Regions from separate parts of the Homo sapiens genome. Here region 1 is linked to region 2. The links are chromatin loops, found by intact Hi-C in ENCODE. Cell type or tissue: K562. All regions are shown on one strand. Each heading gives the region's core, and the rest is flanking DNA. Links, peaks and the distances in the headings are about the cores only. Region 1 has its middle 3.8 kb from the start of SLC27A1. Region 2 holds the start of RPL18A (ribosomal protein L18a).

Region 1 (2,905 bases), core at 124-2,623, 390 kb before region 2:
GCTCATGCTTGTAATCGCAGCAATTTGGCAGGCCAAGGCAGGAAGATAGCTTGACCCCAGGAGTTCAAGACCAGCCTAGGCAATGTGGCAAAACCCTGTCTCTACAAAAATTAGCCAGGTGTGGTGGCACACGCCTGTGGTTCCAGGTACTCGAGAGGCTGGGGTGGGAGCCTCTCCCTCCTGAGCCCAGGAGGTCAAGGCTGCAGTGAGCTGGGATCGTGCCACTGCACTCCAACCTTGGCCACAGACTGAGACCCTGTCTCAACAATAAAAAGGAAACAAGGGGCGGGGCGCGGTAGCTCATGCCTGTAATCCCAGCACTTTGGGAGGCCAAGGCAGGTGGATCATGAGGTCAAGAGATCAAGACCATCCTGGCCAACATGGTGAAACCCTGTCTCTACTAAAAATACAAAAATTAGCTGGGCATGGTGGCACATGCCTGTAGTCCCAGCTACTTGGGAGGCTGAGGCAGGAGAATCGCTTGAACCCGGCAGGAGGAGGTTGCAATGAGCCAAGATCACGCCACTGCACTCCAGCCTGGCGACAGAGTGAGACTCTGTCTCAAAAAAAAAGAAAAAGAAAGAAAGAAAAGAAAGAAAGAGAAGGAAGGAAGGAGGGAAGGAAGATAGAAAGACAAAAGAAAGAAAGAGAGAGAGAGAAAGAAAGAAAGAAAGAAAGAAAGAAGCTCTAGTCCAGGGCTCTGTGCCTCTTGTCTGTAGAGGACTAGGAGGTAAACACTTTCATCTTTGAAGTCCATGTGGCCTCTGTTGAGAACCATAGCTCTCATCTTTCCTCCTTCTGTAGTGGGTTGAACTACAGGCTCCCCACAAAAAGATATATCCATGCCTTCGCCCCCGGAACCTGTTAATGGGACCTTGTTTGGAAGGAGTCTTTGCAGGTGTTACTTAGTTAAGGATCTTGAGATGACATCATCCTGGATTATCTGAGTGGGCCCTAAATCCAATGACTGATGTTGTAAACGGGAGCGTGACCGCTGAAGCACAGCATCACAGGGGCACGTTTAGGCCTCTGGATGGCTGCGGGCGGGCCTGACTAATGTCAGGCCTTCCACAAGAGGTGGTGGAGCAGAGTCTTCTCTAACTCCCCTGGGGAAAGGGAGACTCCCTTTCCAGGTCGGCTAAGTAATGGGTGCCTTCCCAGGCGCTGGCGTTACCGCTAGACCAGGGAGCCCTCTAGTGGCCCTGTTCGGGCATGACAGAGGGCTCACACTTGTCTTCTGGTGACTTCTCACTGTGTCCCTTCAGCTCCTACCTCTGTATGGCCTGGTTTTTCCTAGGTTATAATTGTAGAACAGAGATTATTTTAATATTGGAATAAAGAGTAATGCTACAAACTAACGAATGATTAATAATATTCATATATAATCATATCTATATTCTATTTCTTGTATAACTATTCTTATTCTATATATTTTGTTTATTATACTGGAACAGTTTGTGCCCTCGGTCTCTTGCCTCGGCACCTGGGTGGCTTGCCGCCCACAGAGGTGATCAGTCCAAGACTACCTGGCTAGAAACGAGCAGAGAGCAGTTTGGCCCGGAAGCCTGAGTTTTACTCCCTGGTCCACATCTCAGTTTCCTGGGGATAGGACAGTCCCCAATCCCTCATCTGAAATCCCTGGGGACAGCTGTGTTTGTGAATTGGGAGATTTTGTATTTTAGGAAAACAACTGGGGGCAGAGGCTGCTGTATACCCGTGCTGTTTTAGGGGGCTCAGAAAATAATACCCAGGCCGGGCTCAGTGGCTCATGCCTGTAATCCCAGCACTTTGGGAGGCCGAGGTGGGGGATCACTTGAGGTCAGGAGTTTGAGACCAGCCTGGCCAACATGGCAAAACCCCATCTCTACTAAAAATACAAAAATTAGCCAGGCACGGTTGTGTGCATCTGTAATCCCAGCTACTCGGGAGGCTGAGGCAGGAGAATCTCTTGAACCCGGGAGGCAAAAGTCGCAGTGAGCTGAGATTGGGCAACTGCACTCCAGCCTGGGTGACAGAGCAAGACTCCGACTGAAAAAAAGAAAGAGAGAGAGAAAGAGAGAGAGAGAGAGAGAGAGAGAGAGAGAGAGAGAGAGAGACAGACAGACAGACAGAAAGAAAGAAAGAAAGAAAAAAAACACCCCAAAATGAAGATCTCAGAAGCAAAAGTTTTTCTCTGACCTTCTCCTGCCCTCTTGTGTCTCAGATCTATTCTCCCCCAAGGCTGGCCATAAAAACTAGAATCCCTCTTTCCCAAGGTAGGTTTTAGAAACTAGAACTCTTGGCTGGGTGTGGTGCCTCACGTCTGTAATCCCAGCACTTTGGGAGGCCAAGGCAGGCGGATCGCTTGAGATCAGAAGTTCGTGACCAGCCTGGTCAACATGGTGAAACCCTGTCTCTACCAAAAATACATAATTAGCTAGGCTTGGTGGCATGCGCCTGTAATCCCAGCTCCTGGGGAGGCTGAGGCAGGAATCGCGTGGACCCAGGAGGCGGAGGTTGCAGTGAGCCAAGATTGAGACATTGCACTCCAGCCTGTGTGACAGAGTAAGATTCCATCTCAAAACAAACAAACAAACTGGTAAGATGGAGGGGGAAAAGGGAGGATAGGAAAAAAGGAAGGGGGGAAGAGAGGAGGAGGGCAGGGAGGAGGAGAGAAAAGGGCAGAAAGGAGAGAAGGAGGGAGAAAGAGAGAAGGAGGAAGTGGGGTAAGAGAAGAGAGAATCAGAGCACAAGAAAGGTGGAGGGGAAGTTTAGAGAAGAAAAAGGAGGAGGAGGGGTAAGAAGAGAGGAAGGAGGAGGGAAAGGAGGAGAGGAGGGGAGGAGGGACAGGGAACACTCAGCTGACATTTATGAATGAATGAATCTCAATTCCAAGTAAGCATGACAGCTCCAGTCCTCAGTTTCT
Region 2 (2,905 bases), core at 180-2,679:
GGCTGAGGCAGGAGAATCGCTTGAACCTGGGAGGCAGAGGTTGCAGTGAGCTGAGATCACGCTGCTGCACTCCAGCCTGGGCGACAGAGCTAAACTCCATCTCAAAACAACAACAACAACAACAACAAACTATATATTAATTGTATTGTTGGGTCTACAATATAGAGAAAGGTAACATATTTGACATTAACGGCACAAAGGAGGTGAAGGGAGCCAAGTTGTACTGGAATAAGAAAATCATTGGGCCGGGCGCGGTGGCTTACGCCTGTAATCCCAACACTTTGGGAGGTGGAGGCAGGCGGATTACCTGAGGTCAGGAGTTCGAGACCAGCCTAACCAACATGGTAAAACCCTGTGTCTACTAAAAATACAAAAATTACCTGGGCATCGTGGCGGGCGCCTGTAATCCCAGCTACTCTGGAGGCTGAGGCGGGAGAATTGCTTGAACCCAGGAGGCAGAGGTTGCAGTGAGCCGAGATAGCGCCACTGCACTCTGGCCTGGGGAAAAGAGTAAGACTCAGTCTCAAAAAATAAAAGAAAAAGAAAAGAAAAGAAAATCACACCCAGTAGTGACTTGAATCCACAAAACCAGATTAAGAGAACCAGAAATGCAAAATAAGAAAATGAAAATAAAAAATTGCATGCTTGCTGTCCTTTATTTTCTTTCTTTCTTTCTTTCTTTTTTTTCTGAGTCGGAGTCTCGCCCTGTCTCCCAGGCTGGAGTGCAATGGCCAGATCTCGGCTTACTACAACCTCCATCTCCCAGGTTCAAGCGATTCTTCTGCCTTAGCCTCCCGAGTAGCTGGGATTACAGGCGCCCGCCACCACGCCCGGCTAATTTTTGTATTTTTAGTAGAGACGGGGTTTCGCCATGTTGGCCAGGCTGGTCTCGAACTCCTGACCTCAAGTGATCCACCCGCCTCGGCCTCCCAAAGTGCTGGGATGACAGGCGTGAGCCACCGCGCCTGGTCTTTTTTTTTTTTTTTTTTTTTTGAGACAGAGTCTCACTCTGTCGCCCAGGCTGGAGTACAGTGGCGCAATCTCGGGTCACTGCAACCTCTGGCTCCTGGGTTCAAACGATTCTCATGCCTCAGCCTCCTGCCTCTTTCCTCTTAATTTTACTTCATAGCCTTGTCATCAGGGAGTTGTTTGCGGGTGTTTCTTTTTTCATATCTGGTCCCCGTCCTCATCCCCAGGAGGGCTTCTTTCTGCCCAAGCAAACTGCTAAGTCCAAGCCCCTCAAAGTGGGCGGCTGGATCTTGATCCATTCTCCGGCTCTCCGCGCGCTCTCCCCCAACCCCTGCTCCCTCAGGTTCTTATGAACTGGAGGCAGACAGACAGAGTTTGAATCCCAGCTACTACGAAACACAAATCGGACCCCAAATTAACAAAAACAGCATTCCAGAGCTTATTCAATATTCGTGCTGCAACATCGCTAGGAGAAAAATATATTATTTGTATTCCCATTTTACAGATACCCTCAGGTATCTGGTGGAGACCTCCGTAACACACCTCCCCGGAGGATGAGGCCCCGAGTGTGAAGCATCGGGATCTCACGGTAAACACCGCAGCCACCCGAGGTAGCTTAGGTTCAATGCTTAGGCATCCTGCAGGCGGCGCGCGCCGCCGCCCCTAGTTGCAGCCGGGACTGGCGGAGTGCCTACAACTCCCGACGTGCCGCGCGCGCAGACGCTCCGTTGCGGTCGTGGTGGAACAGGTGGAGCTTGCCTCGTTGCCTTCTGGGAAACGAAGTCTCGCTGAAGAGAGGCGGAACTTTGAGTAGCAGGTGGATCCATAGCCAATGAAGACGCGGGTCGCTTTGAGTGCGGGGCAGAGAAGCCAATGGACGTGCGGCATTGAGAGGGCGGGTCTTCCGGTAGTGAAGGCCTGGTGAACGGCTGCGCGACAGAGGACACTTCCTTTTGCGGGTGGCGGCGAACGCGGAGAGCACGCCATGAAGGCCTCGGGCACGGTAAGGCGGGCGCGGCGCGGCAGGGGGCCAAGGGATGGGGCACGGGCCCCATCAGGGGCCTGCATAAGTGGCGTGGGCCGGGTTGGTGCCGCGCGCTTCTGTTTGGGCCCCCCTTGGCCGCGCGCCGCCTTCTCTTGTTGCACCCAACATGGCGGCCATCGTGGGAGCCGCGTGGAGAGAGCGATGCGTGACCTGGGCCAGCTCAGGGATCGCGGGGGCCCAAGGACTCCGGGTCTTCTTCCCGGGGGAAGGAATAAGTCGCGCAGCATAGAGGCCCTAGCCCCGGCACCTCGTCGAGCCGCCAAGTTTCTGTTTTCCTTTCTGCAACGTGGACGTGGCGGTAGAGCAATAGTGTGTTTTCTTTCTGCCGGAATGGCTGTGAGAAGCAGATGAAAATTGCTAACAGTGAGCCGAAACGGGGAGCGTGAGGCTTAACGCTGTGGTACATACTGGATAGAATCAAACGGCTCTATGGCGCAGAGATAGGAGAACCTGGACTCCCATGGAGTGGGTGTATTATGTCCAGATCTCCAGCTTCGGTTTCCTTGCTGTCAAAGGGGCGGGCCCCATTGTTCCCTTCCTGAACGTGTGCCGAGGCCGGTGGGTCAGGTTCACAGTAAAAGTAGGAACTGCGATAATTTGTGACTATTTTTCATTGATAACTAGTGAAAAGCTGGCGAGTCAGTTTCAGAGGTGGTTTCTTTGTGCCATATCACAGAGCCTGGACTTGACCAAAGATTCTCACCTCTGCATCTGTAAACCGGGAGTCTTCCCTGGGCCAAACGTTTGGATTGCAGTTGGGAAAACGGAGGCAGCCGCAGCTCGCGTGGCAACAGTGCAGGGATCCCAGGGCTGGGGAGAGACCTGAGGTCTTGTCCTAGTTCTGCCTGGAATGGGCTGTGAGATCCCATGCTGGTCACTGGGCCTCAGGGT

The links. A loop is a pair of places that touch in the nucleus more often than their neighbours do. Peaks named below come from ENCODE experiments on the same cell type or tissue, not always from the same donor. Only the 100,000 strongest peaks of a DNase experiment are listed, where the experiment ranks them.
Region 1: it touches region 2 in a loop (5-fold over the local background); 19 of 110 quality-filtered maps call a loop at or near these places.

The regions. Positions count from the first base shown.
Region 1 is chr19:17,465,238-17,468,142 of GRCh38, forward strand. No RefSeq gene overlaps it. Among named protein-coding and RNA genes, the nearest start is that of SLC27A1, 3.8 kb to the right of the region's middle. RefSeq lists an enhancer at 1,251-1,300. In K562, for the core only: a CTCF peak has its summit at 1,198 (motif pointing left); no DNase peak of the experiment used is centred there.
Region 2 is chr19:17,858,003-17,860,907 of GRCh38, forward strand. It overlaps RPL18A (ribosomal protein L18a), which reads left to right and starts at 1,908. Exons shown (of 5, transcript NM_000980.4): 1 at 1,908-1,972. The coding sequence starts at 1,955. RefSeq lists enhancers at 1,456-2,191, 1,524-1,903. In K562, for the core only: a CTCF peak has its summit at 1,622; a DNase peak (open chromatin) is centred at 1,729; H3K4me3 peaks cover 1,319 bases.